Linked DNA regions of Homo sapiens: region 2 is linked to region 1. A link is a contact called in ENCODE Hi-C or POLR2A ChIA-PET data. All regions are on one chromosome and are shown on one strand. Each heading gives the region's core, a stretch centred on a gene start or an enhancer-like site at or near the end of the contact. The rest is flanking DNA. Distances are from core to core; before and after follow the strand shown.

Region 1 (6,379 bases), core at 348-2,847:
TAAGCCTCTCCCTCTCTTTTGCCACGCTTGAGTTTGCACTCCGGGATATCATATACACAAGTACGGGTTTGGCTAACATTTTTATAGAGCCACTGCTCTTTCATATTGTTTCTAGTTGGCAGTTACAAATAGAAATGGAGCCTGATGGCCAGGCACGTTGGCTCACACTTGCAATCTCAGCACTATGGGAGGCCAAGGTGGGCAGATTACTTGAGGTCAGGAGTTCGAGACCAGCCTGGGCAATATGGTGAAGCCCCGTCTCTACTAAAAATACAAAAATTAGCTGGGAGTAGTGGTGCATGCCTGTAATCCCAGCTACTTGGGAGGCTGAGGCAGGAGGATGGCTTGAACCCGAGAGGCAGAGGTTGCAGTGAGCCGAGATTGTGCCACTGCCCTCCAGCCTGGGCGACAGAGCAAGACACCATGTCAAAAAAGAAAGACAGAAAGAAAGAAAGAAAGAAAGAAGGAGAGAACGAGAGAAAGAAAGGAAAAAAGGAAGAAAGAAAGAAAGAGAAATGGAGCCTTATAAACATACATTTCAGGCTCAACAATCAAATTCCAGAAATCGGCCGGGCGCGGTTGCTCACGCCTGTAATCCTAGCATTTTGGGAGGCCGAGACTGTAGATCGCCTGAGGTCAGGAGTTTGAGACCAGCCTGGCCAACATAGTGAAACTTCATCTCTACTAAAAATACAAAAAAATAGCTGGGCGTGTTGTCGGGCACCTGTAATCCCAGCTACTTGGGAGGCTGAGGCAGGAGAATTGCTTGAACCCGGGAGGCGGAGGTTGCCATGAGCTGAGATCGCGCCACTGCACTCCAGCCTGGGCAACAAGAGTGAAACACCGTCTCAAAAAAAAAAAATTCCGGAAATTCTTAATACATTTCCCAATTCATGTTATGTCATCAGACTTAAACAATGAAGAGAATTCCAGGCTCTAAGAACAAGCCTTTTATCCTTACCTTACAAATTATATTTCATTCATTCATTTATTCATTTTATTCAACCAATATTTATTAAATCCCCTCATAAGCCATAAGAGACAATTGTGAGCAAAATAGACGTTGTCCATCCTGTCATGAGCCTTGTGGCCATACTTGAATCAAATATGCTTACAAATGCACAGAAAATTACGACTGTAAAAGTTCTGTGAAAAAGTGTAATCATATAAATTTGCATGATGGGGAATGCAAATAAGTCTGAAGAGGCTTACTTCCCTAAAAATGTGACATTTGAGTAGGAGTTAAATAAGTTGAGGGAGGCATGAGAAGGGAAGACTATTTCAAGCAAAAGAAATAACCTTTGTAAAGGTTCTTCAAAAGGAAGAAGATAGTAGTTTGGAAGGAATTGAAGAAAGACAAATGTGAGAGGCAGTCAGTGAGCACAGGAGAGGGAGGCATAGGAAGATTAGGGTCCCAAGGGGGTTCTCAGGTCACAGTGAGGACTTTGGTGTTTTTCCAAGAGCGGTGGAAATCCAATGAAAGATTTTAAGTGGGAGGGGCCAGGCGCAGTGGCTCACGCCTGTAATCCCAGCACTTTGGGAGGCCCAGGCGGGCAGATCACGAGGTCAGGAGTTGGAGACCAGCTGGCCAACATAGCGAAACCCCGTCTCTACTTAAAATACATAGCGAAACCCCGTCTCTACTTAAAATACAAAAATTAGCCATGCGCGGTGGCTTACGCCTGTAATCCTAGCACTTTGTGAGGCCGAGGCGGGCAGATCACGAGGTCAGGATATCGAGACCATCCTGGCTAACACGGTGAAACCCCGTCTCTACTAAAAATACAAAAAAATTAGCCGGGCGTGGTGATGGGCGCCTATAGTCCCAGCTACTTGGGAGGCTGAGGCAGGAGAATGGCGTGAACCCGGGAGGCGGAGCTTGCAGTGAGCGGAGATCGTGCCACTGCACTCCAGCCTGGGCAACAGAGCGAGACTCTGTCTCAAAAAAAAAAAAAATTAGCTTGGTGTGGTGGCGCGTGCCTGTAGTCCCAGCTACTCGGGAGGCTGAGGCAAAAGAATCGCTTGAACCCGGGAGGCGGAGATTGTGGTGAGCCAAGATCGCGCCACTGAACTCCAGCCTGGGCAACAGAGCGAGATTCTGTCTCAAAAAAAAAAAAAAAAAGGCCAGGCACAGTGGCTCACACCTATAATCCCAGCACTTTGGGAGGCCAAGGCGAGCTGATCACCTGAGGTCGGAAGTTCAAGACCAGCCTGGCCAACATGGCAAAATCCCGTCTCCACCAAAAATACAAAAATCAGCTGGGCGTGGTGGCGGGAGCCTGTAATCTCAGCTACTCGGGAGGCTGAGGCAGGAGAATTGCTTGAACCCAGGAGGCGAAGGTTGTGGTGAGCCAAGATGGCACCATTGCACTCCAGCCTGGGCAGCAAGAGCGAAACTCCGTCCCTGCCCGCCCCACACGCCCCCCCCCCACCCCCCCCACAAAAAAGAAGAAGAATTTAAGCGACGTGATCCTTTGCATTTTAGAAAGATCTTTCTGGCATTCAGATTTCAGGGGTACATAGTGGAAACAGGTAGATGAGTTAAGAGGCCAGTGCAATGGTCCGTACATACTTACATTTATGCAACTGGCCACTGAAAGTATGTGTGAAGTTGTCCTTACCAATCCCCCTTGAAACTCAAGATACAATAAGAAATTTTCCATACTGACTTGTATTTTGCTTGTTTCAGCATGGATGGCCCATCTTTCCTTGGAAAAGACACCTTTAGGACTCCAAGTGTAAGAAGGCATTTTGCGGGTATATCTTCTTTTCCCATTATAATTTAAGATTGATAACATGGAAGCAGCAGGTCTTATAGAGGGCATCCAGATAACTGGATAATAAAAAATTGAAAGGTTATATAAATAGATCATTGACTATAATAAATATTTATAGTACCCATGAGTGAAAGGAAAAAGCATATAAAGAACCATCAGTGAAATGAGAGATGATTCTAGAGTTCTTTCTTTGGGGATAAGGGTACTATTTTTTGGGAGGGAGGCTGGGCTCTGGCCATATAATCTGGAATATTTTCTTTTTGAAACTCATGTAATAGTTCAAGAATATTATTCTAGGATGGGTATGAGGTGGCCCTTCGGTCAGAGATACTTGTTCCTGCCTTATTGATTATCCATCCTTAAGGCATTGACCTTAGTAAGTTTTTGTTTGTTTGTTTGTTTGTTTGTTTTGGCAGAGTCTTGCTCTGTCACCCAGGCTGGAGTGCAGTGGCACGATCTCGGCTCACTGCAACCTCCTGGGTTCAAGCGATTCTCCTGCCTCAGCCTCCCGAGTAGCTGAGATTACAGGCGCGTGCCACCACACCTGGCTGATTTTTGTATTTTTAGTAGAAACGGGGTTTTGCCATGTTGGTCAGGCTGATCTCAAAGTCCTGAGCTTGGGTAATCTACCCGCCCCGGCCTCCCGAAGTGCTGGGATTACAGGCATGAGCCACCGTGCCCGGCCTACTTTAGTAAGGTTTATAATGGTTAACTAGCCAGCAGGAAGGAAAATTGGAGAAGTAAAGATCAAACCTGCTTCCTTTAATAGCACAACCCACAGGTTGTCCGTGTTGCTTCTGCTCACACCTCATTAGCCAGTATTTAGTCACATAACCAAGAGAGACTGGAAAATCTAGTCTGTTACTGGAGAAGTGGAAAACGGATGCTGAGGCTGGGCTGGGCACAGTGGCTCACGTCCATAATCCCAGCACTTTGGGAGGACAAGGCAGGAAGATCCCTTGAGCCCAGGAGTTCAAGCCCGTCCTGGGCAACATAGGGAGACCTCACCTCTATTTAAAAAATTTGAAATTTGCTGAACATGGTGGCTCATGCCGGTAGTCCTAGCTGCTCAGGAGGCTGATGCTGGAGGATTGTTTCAGCCCAGGAGCTTGAGGCCACATGGAGCTATGATTGTGCTATTGCACTCCAGCCTAGGTGACAGAGTGAGCACTTGTCAAACACACACACACACACACACACACACACACGAAAAAATAGAAAAAGAAATTAGATATTGGGAACAGACAGACAGCATTCTCACCCACAGAGCTGAGGTTAAATGAGGCTACATTTATAGAGCTTACTGCCTATTAAGAAAAAAGACATTAAACAAATAATATAAATCATAGCTGTATAATACAATTACTTTAATTATAAGTAAAAGCACAGGTGCTATTAGGGTCACTAACAAAGGAGTCAAACCTAATCTGATGGAGCGATGGGAATGGGAGTGGGGGTCCGTGGAATACTTTTCTGTGAAAATAACGTCAAGACTAAGACCTGAAGGAAGATGAAGAATGAGCTAGAAGAGAATCTTTTGCAGAGGGAATCAGAATGGACTATGGTACATTCTAGGGACTCAGAGACCATAACCCTGAGAGAAAGGGTGGAGGAGGAAGGGCTCACGTGTAACTAGAAGTAGCTGGTGGGAAAAAAGATTGACTGGAGCTGAGTGTGGAAAATAAATTCCTTGAGGAGTTAATGATGCAATTTGCCTGACAAAAAGATCATCCAGCTGCAAAGTGGAGAAAGTATGCACTGAGACAAGACCAGAAGCAGAGAGATCAGGTGGCAGTAAACCAAGTGGAGATGGAAAGATTTTCTATGTCTGAAAATATCTTTATTCTGCCATCATAAGTAAATGCTGCTTAGACTTGATTCAAAATTTTAGACTTCAGTCAGGTACAGTGGAGAATGCCTGTAGTCGCAGCTACTCGGTAGGCTGAGTAAGGGGATCGCTTGAGCCCAGAAGTTTGAGGCCAGTCTGGGCAAAGCAGCAAGACGATCTCTAAAAATAAAAAAGAAAAGAAAAAAAATTAGACTTCAAATCGTGTTTTTTTGGTCTCAAAATACTGAAGACATTGCTTATCTTCTGATAATCAATGTTGTCAATGTAAAATCTGATTCCAGTCAAATCCTTGTTCCTTTGTAGACTGTGTCTAGAATTTTCTGGTTTTCCTGAGGATCTTGAAATTTCACCAGCATTTCTGTTGGCTAAAAAAATTTTTTTTCCAGCGGGCGCTGTGGCTCACGCCTGTAATCCCAGCACTTTGGGAAGCCGAGGCAGGCCGATCACCTGGGGTCAGGAGTTGGAGACCAGCCTGGCCGACACGGTGAAACCCCGTCTCTATTAAAAATACAAAAATTAGCTGAGTGGGGTGGTGCGCTCCTGTAATTCCAGCTGCTTGGGAGGCTGAGGCAGGAGAATCATTTGAACCCAGGTGGTGGAGATTGCAGTGAGCCAAGATCGCGCCGCTGCACTCCAGCCTGGGCGACAGAAAAAGACTCCATCTCATAAAAAAAAAAATTTGTTATTTCATTTGTTCTGCTTTATCTGCAGCCAGTGGTACTTGGAGTGTGAAGCTCACTGACTTTCTTCAATTCTGGGAAATTGTACTTTTCTTCTAAAAAATTCCCTATTATTTATTTCTGTTTCCTCTTTCTAGAGCTCCTATTAACTCCTTTCTAGAGTTCCATATTAATGGAATCTTTTTGATAATCTGAAGTATTCAACTGTTCTGTAATACTTGATATTGCTAATCAAGTATTCTTTTTTGGCTAAGAAACATTACTTTGGATATTTTAGTTAACTAATTTGATCTCCTACTGAGTCCATTCTATATTTATCCCACCTATTGAATTTCAGAGACACATTTTTTTTCACTTGTAACATGAGAGTTTTATTTTAAACAAATCAGCTTTATAGAGGTATAATGTGCACACAGTAAAATAGTCATATTTTAAGTACATAGTTAGATGGATTTTGACACGTGTATATGCCCATATAACTACCACTCTGAACAAGATATAGGACATTTTATCAAATCCAAAGTTTCCTTGTGCCTTGGTGCAATCAATCCTCCTCCATCTTCCAAACATTTATTACTACAGATTAGCTTTACATTTTCTAGGACTTTGTATAAGTAGATCATATCATATGTAGTCTTTTGCGTCTTGCTTTTTTGCTAACCATACAACCATACTATCTGTGTGAATCATCCGTGCTATTGCATATAGCAGTAGCTTGTTCCTTTTTTTTTTTTTTTTTTTGAGACAGAGTTTCGCTCTTGTTGCCCAGGCTGGAGTGCAATGATGCAATCTCGGCTCACTGCACCTCCACCTCCCAGGTGGAGGCTAGTTTGTTCCTTTTTATTTCTGAGTAGTATTTCATTATATGGATATACCACAATTTGCTGATCACCTTACCAGTTGATGGACATTAACACTTGTTATTATTAGGCTTTTAAATTTTGGCCATTTTAGCTACCCTGAGCACATTGCCCATGGGTTAGCCCTGCTCCACAAGGGGCAGTTAAGGAAAAAATTAAAAAAAAAATTGAACCAGCTGGGCATGGTGGCTCACGCCTGTAATCCCAGCACTT
Region 2 (6,174 bases), core at 1,948-4,447, 100 kb before region 1:
AGGTTCTGCAGAAATTTCTAGAAGTGGGGTAACGTCTAGGTTGTTGTCACGGAAAGGGACAGAAACTTTCAGGTGTTGCCATGGCAATGATAAACTAACATGACACTGGTGGGCATGTCTTTATGGAGAAGTGTTTTCATCTCTTCCCTGCTTCAGCTAGTCTTCACCTGGTGCAAAGTCCAAGCCCCAACTCTGGAGTCAAGTCCCGTCTCCTACCTCAGTAGGAATTTACTTAACACTATTGAACTATACATTTTTTAACAGTTAATATAGTAAATTTTTATGTCTATTTACGATTAAAATAAGTAAATTTAAGAAGCAAGTGAAATAAAAATTTAAAATAATAAATTTACAATAATAAATTAGTGGCATCAAGGGAAATACAGTCAATCCTCACCAATTCATGGATTTCACATTTATGAATTTGCCTGCTTGCACCAAAATTAATACTTGCAGCACTTTTGCAATCATATGTGGACATGCACAAAATGATGAAAAATTTGAGGTGCCCATTGTACACTTACCCACCTGAAGACAAAAAAAAGACAGCATTCTGCCTTGTTTCAGCCATCATATGGCAAACAAATGTCCTTTGGGTGGTCTATTTAGTGCCACGTTTTTGCATGTTTGTGCTTTCTGTTGGTCATTTCACTATTTAAAATAGCACTTGATCACTATGCTTAGGGCTATCTAGTATTGCTAAGTACAAAAAGGCTGCAGAGAAAATATGTGTGGGAAATAAGCTTTGTTCATATGAGTTTTAGTGCTGTTGACTCTAAATGCAATATTAATCAATCAACAATATATATTAGGAAGTTATCTTTAAACAGAAACACACAGTTACTATTGATCAGCTGACAAAAATGTTATGACCGAGGCCTACAGGAACCTAACCCTGCATATTCCCGTAGGAGCGATGCTCAGTATTTGCTAAGTCAGTGTTCAAGGCAACTATAAAGAACATAACTACAGTGAATGACAAAAATCAACTGTATCTACAAGTCAAAAAAAAAAGGGAAGGAATATTATAGGCAAAGATATTAATTTATGTCAACCACTTTAATGTGATTTTAAAACTTGTAAATGCTGTAAGTTTTTTACAGTACGTGAAGTGATGATGGGGCAGGGGGATATTTATTCCTAAATTTAAAATATTTATCAGCTAACCTTTGAAATTAAACTTTTTGTTATGTGTGAAAAGCACCTGGCTCAGTGCCTGTGCAAGTGAAAATTCAGTAAAATACTAGATTATATTTATCTCATTAAATTATTGTAACTACCATGTGAAGTAGGTAAATGAGCAAACTTTCAAGGTGATGGGAATCTGAGAATATTATCCAATTGTTTAGGTTTCAATTCAGTGAGGGTACAGCTAATTATATAAGATGGGTCTCTGATAGTTCATTCAGGCTCTAACAGAATTAAATTATCAACTGTGGTCATCTGCAATGAAGTGACTAAAGAAAACAACGCTTTGGGGAACAAGTGAGACTGGTAGAAATCTATGAAGGTCATGCCACAGATATACGAGGACAGTGGAGTGGGGATGACTGCTTCTAACAGTGTTGGAGTTAAGAAAGTGACATATTCAGGCCGGGCATGGTGGCTCATGCCTGTAATCCCAGCACTTTGGGAGGCAGGCGGATCACCTGAGGTAGGGAGTTTAAGACCAGCCTGACCAACATGGAGAAACCCCGTCTCTACTAAAAATACAAAATTAGCTGGGCATGGTGCTATATGCCTGTAATCCCAGCTACTCAGGAGGCTGGGGCACGAAAATCGCTTGAACCCCGGGAGGCGGAGGTTGGAGTGAGCTGAGATCACACCACTGCACTCCAGCCTGGGAAACAAGAGCAAAACTCCGTCTCAAAAAAAAACACAAAGTGACATATTCACAGCATAAATTTTTGACTCATGGCACTGACAAAGAAAGAGGCAGTTACTAAGTACAACATTAAAGAATCGTTCTCCATCTTAAGCCAAGGTTAGAAAACGTTTTTCTGTAAAGGGCCAGATAGTAATTCTTCCAAGGCCAAAGGTCTCTGTTGCAACTACTCAACTGTGTAGTTGTGAAGTGAAAGCAGCCATAACCTGGCCGGGCGCGGTGGCTCACGCCTGTAATCCCAGCACTTTGGGAGGCCAAGGCGGGTGGATCATGAGGTCAGGAGATCGAGACCATCCTGGCTAGCACAGTGAAACCCCATCTCTACTTTAGAAAAAAAAAAATTGGCTGGGTGTGGTAGCGGGTGCCTGTAGTTCCAGCTACTCAGAGGCTGAGGCAGGAGAATGGCGTGAACCCAGGAGGCGGAGCTTGCAGTGCGCCGAGATTGCACCACTGCACTCCAGCCTGGGCGACAGAGGGAGACTCCGTCCCAAAAAAAAAGAAAAAAAGAAAAAGAAAGCAGCCATAACCTACACATAAATTAATCAATGTGGCTGTATTTCAATAAAACTTTACACATGAAAATTTGAATTTCATGTAATTTTTAACTTGTCACAAAATAATATCATTCTTTTTTGATCTTCTTTATTCAATTATTTTAAATTATGGAAAACATTTTTAACTTGTGGATCACAAAAAAACAGGCTGGCCACATTTGGCCTGCAGACTGCAGTTTGCCAACCCCTGCTCTAAAGCTTTAAAACCAAAACTCAAATGCACAGGCTGATTTTGTTGACTGTTTAATTATAACTTCAAGTGGTACCAGGCAAGCTTAACGAACAGGAACCTAGTGGTTATCAAACTGGTTTGTCTGCAGGAACCTTGGAAAGTCCCTAAAACCGTAACATAAAGACATTCCACTATAATCCTATGTGATCTACACCAGAGGTATGAAAACTACAACCGGAGGCAAATCTGACCCACTGTGTTTTAGTAAATAAAGTTTTAATTGAACAGAAAAGCTCATTTATGTACTATTTATGGCTGCTTTAGCACTACAATGGCAGCACTGCATTGTTTTTTTCAGTGACTGTATATCTGGCTCCCTATAGAAAAAGTCTGCTAACTCCTAACCTGGGTAAACAAATATGTATGGAATACAGAGACCTGACAAGGGGGACATAAGCCACCAAGATAGAAAAATAACAGCCTCTCAAAGTTCGCAGACCCTCTAGAATAAAGGCAGTAAGGCAAGGTATCCTTTAGACAAAGCTCTATAATTACATCACAAGTACTGTGATTTCCCTCTTGGCTTTCCACAAAGATCAACAGCCCCTTACTAAGGTAACCATGTACTTGAAAAGTGAAACACCCAGACCTTTCTGGGACTATAAAAGCTAACTCTTAAATCTCTAAAAGACCCAGATAGCACCAATGTGGCACATTTGTCAGAAAGAGGAATGACAGTGGTCAAATAATAAAGTTTTGGTCAAAAGTCCATTTATCAGAGTAGATTAACCCTCCCAATTTATTGGTTATCTTCTCCAGGTGTTGAACATATAGTTGCAAAGGGCAGTCTTAGTTTTCCAACAGACAAAATTCCCATACTGATGCCATGACAGGTGGAGTTGCAGGGTAGTTTTTATCAGGAAGTCTGATGGAGATCCCAGGAGCTCTCCCTCCAAACAAAAGTAATTTGCATTCCTGAAAGAATTGTCAAAGAACTGAAAGATGCAAGGATTGCAATTCCTAGCAGGTACCTACTTAATACAACTGTCTGGCTAATACAGAAAACAAATATTTTTAGAGGATGACTGTGTTTTAATCTTAATGACTACAAGGAAGAGCTGGTATTCATATGTGATCTGCTTAGTTCAGTACCTGATATGCAGCTATCATTCTGGCAAAGGTTTCTCTATCTCTACAAACAGAATTTCAGAAGCAATTTGCTTTCATTTGGCTTGTACAGCAGTACATCTTCACTATACTGCCTCAGGTTAAGTCAGTTTTCTGGCTTTCATATGATATGCTTTGTTTGTTTTGAGATGGGAGTTTTGCTCTTGTTGCCCACGCTGGAGTGCAATGGCGTGATCTCGGCTCACTGCAACCTTTGCCTCCCGGGTTCAAGTGATTCTCCTGCCTCAGGCTCCCGAGTAGCTGGGACTACAGGCATCCGTCACCATGCCCAGGTAATTTTTTGTATTTTTAGTAGAGATGGGGGTTTCACCATGTTGGCCAGGCTGGTCTCGAACCCAGGAGGCGGAGGTTGTGGTAAGCCAAGATCACGCCACTGCACTCCAGCCTGGGCAGCTGAGCGAGACTCCATCTCAAAAAAAAAAAAAAAAAAGTTGTATTCACTACTACTTTTACCAAGATCATCAGAAAAATTCTAAATAACAGGAAGCTATCAAGCTCACAGTATCTAATAATTTTCCAAAACCCAAACTATCACGTGAAATCTCAGATTTTATCACTGGCAACAAATACCGTCCGTTGTTTTCCTTAAAGTAAAAGCTCACTTTGTTTGAGAAAATATCTCTAAAATGCTCATGTCAGAATCACCATAGTGAGTCACTGTTTCAAGCGAAAATTAAAGAAGGCTGGTTCTGCTCATAACTCAAATAATGCCCAAGAGTTTTCCCTCTGAAACCATCATACTTTTGCATTCACAAGTATTTTATGAACATTTCCCATTTCATCACAAAGACCATTAAAATGATTCAGATTCAGATCATGATTTTTTTAGATTAATACTTTTTACTGCTTCATCAAGGAGATTCCTAAGACTTTTTTTTTTTTTTTAAGAGATGTAGTCTTACTCTATCACCCAGCCTGGAGTGCAATGGCGTGATTTTGGCTCACTGCAGCCTCAACCTCCTGGACTCAAGGGATCACCACAGCTCAGCCTCCTAAGTAGCTGGGACTACAGGCACGCATCACCATGCCCAGCTAACATTTTTGGTTTTTTTATAGAGACGAGGTCTCCCTATGTTGCCCAGGCTGGTCTCAAACTCCTGTGCTCAAGCAATTCTCCTGCCTCAGCCTCTCAAAGTGCTGGGATTACAGGGATGAGCCACGATGCCCGACCAAGTAAAACTTCGTTTACTATAAATATGTGGTGATGGTGCTGCAGAACATAGTTTGAAGAAACTGCACTGATTTTTTCCTAACCAGCAAGTTTTCCAAAACATCACTTTTGAGCCAAAGTGCAAATGTCAACACAGTGAAAGAAAGTACTTATGATTATTAAATTAGTTTTACTCTGAAAGGGTCTTGGGTTCAACAGACAGCGCAAAATGTATTTCTCATTTTTGTTGTCAGCTACAGGTTGGCTACAGGCATCTTCTTCATTCTGGAATCTAGCAAAAGAAATAGTCTTTATCTGGCCCATTTTTCTTGGGGCTGAGGAAAATTAGCAAAAATCATTCATGCAATGGCTCCTAATAAGGCTTCAGCTTAGACATGACAAATAATCACTTCTACTCATCTTCCAGTGGCCAAATCAAGTTCCATGGCCATTCCTGATGTCCACAGGAACAAGGAAGTACTCCTCCCACAAATAGGAGGTCCTGTAGGGAGAAGCCAGTAAAGAAGGGAAGCAACTGTTTTTGAATAATGTGATCTACTATAAGCAACAATTAACTCTTGAGTTCCTCTCACCTCCACACCAAACAGTACCACATTTCACAGGGGACACAGAGCTACCTGGTAGCAATATGGTAACACCCAGAATCTTTCCACCATTAAGAAAGTTATCTCTGTGAAACAGACACTTAGCTTTTGTCAACAACCTTACTTATTCTGGCTACCATGGAAACAAGTCCGTTATTTTATAATTTTTTTGTTCTGAATGAAGAATCAATTTTAGGATCTAAATAACCAACTCACCAATTTAGAATATAACACAAACTTTTTATAAATTGTAGATTTTTTAGATGACAGCTAGTTAAGGATGTTGAAAGTTTAAGTACAAAAGGAGGTATACATGCTGATAGGGGACAGTTAAGTATTTACTGTTGTGGACATCTATCAAGTTTGAAAAGACTTTTTAATTTGTGGATATTTCCACGTTCTGAAATCTACTTACTATCTAAACTAGAAATTAGAATTTAAAATTCCCAGCTTCTCTTATGGCTAAAGACATGGCATACTCTTTGATCTCAAAAATAAACCTCTCAGGCACAGTGGCTCACGCCTGTAATGCCAGCACTTTGGGAGGCTGAGGTGGGTGGATAACGAGGTCAGGAGTTCGAGACCAGCCTGACCAATATGGTGAAACCCCATCTCTACTA

The links. A loop is a pair of places that touch in the nucleus more often than their neighbours do. ChIA-PET counts read pairs that join two places held with the same protein, here RNA polymerase II (POLR2A). Pooled maps may share reads with other maps.
Region 2: a loop to region 1 is called in a map of GM12878, with 2.6 times the contacts of the local background. The contact joins two enhancer-like sites. A Hi-C loop is called at or near these places in 1 of 168 maps with a recorded cell type or tissue (GM12878), 4 of 37 single-sample maps with no recorded cell type and 5 of 50 pooled maps. POLR2A ChIA-PET finds 5 or more read pairs at or near these places in 1 of 52 experiments (CD8-positive, alpha-beta memory T cell).

Annotation. Positions count from the first base shown.
Region 1 is chr3:177,245,879-177,252,257 of GRCh38, forward strand. LOC107986053 (a long non-coding RNA gene) reads left to right here. Exons shown (of 3, transcript XR_001740576.2): 3 at 2,690-2,755. Among named protein-coding and RNA genes, the nearest start is that of LINC00501, 45 kb to the right of the region's middle. Within about 2 kb of position 1,598, at least 2 of the 41 ENCODE cell types and tissues checked have a DNase peak (open chromatin) inside an H3K27ac peak, as active enhancers do; they include GM12878, where a contact is called at or near this core.
Region 2 is chr3:177,142,379-177,148,552 of GRCh38, forward strand. The region is part of intron 1 of TBL1XR1 (TBL1X/Y related 1); the gene reads right to left. Among named protein-coding and RNA genes, the nearest start is that of TBL1XR1, 52 kb to the right of the region's middle. RefSeq lists a silencer at 2,163-2,457. Within about 2 kb of position 3,198, at least 8 of the 41 ENCODE cell types and tissues checked have a DNase peak (open chromatin) inside an H3K27ac peak, as active enhancers do; they include GM12878, where a contact is called at or near this core.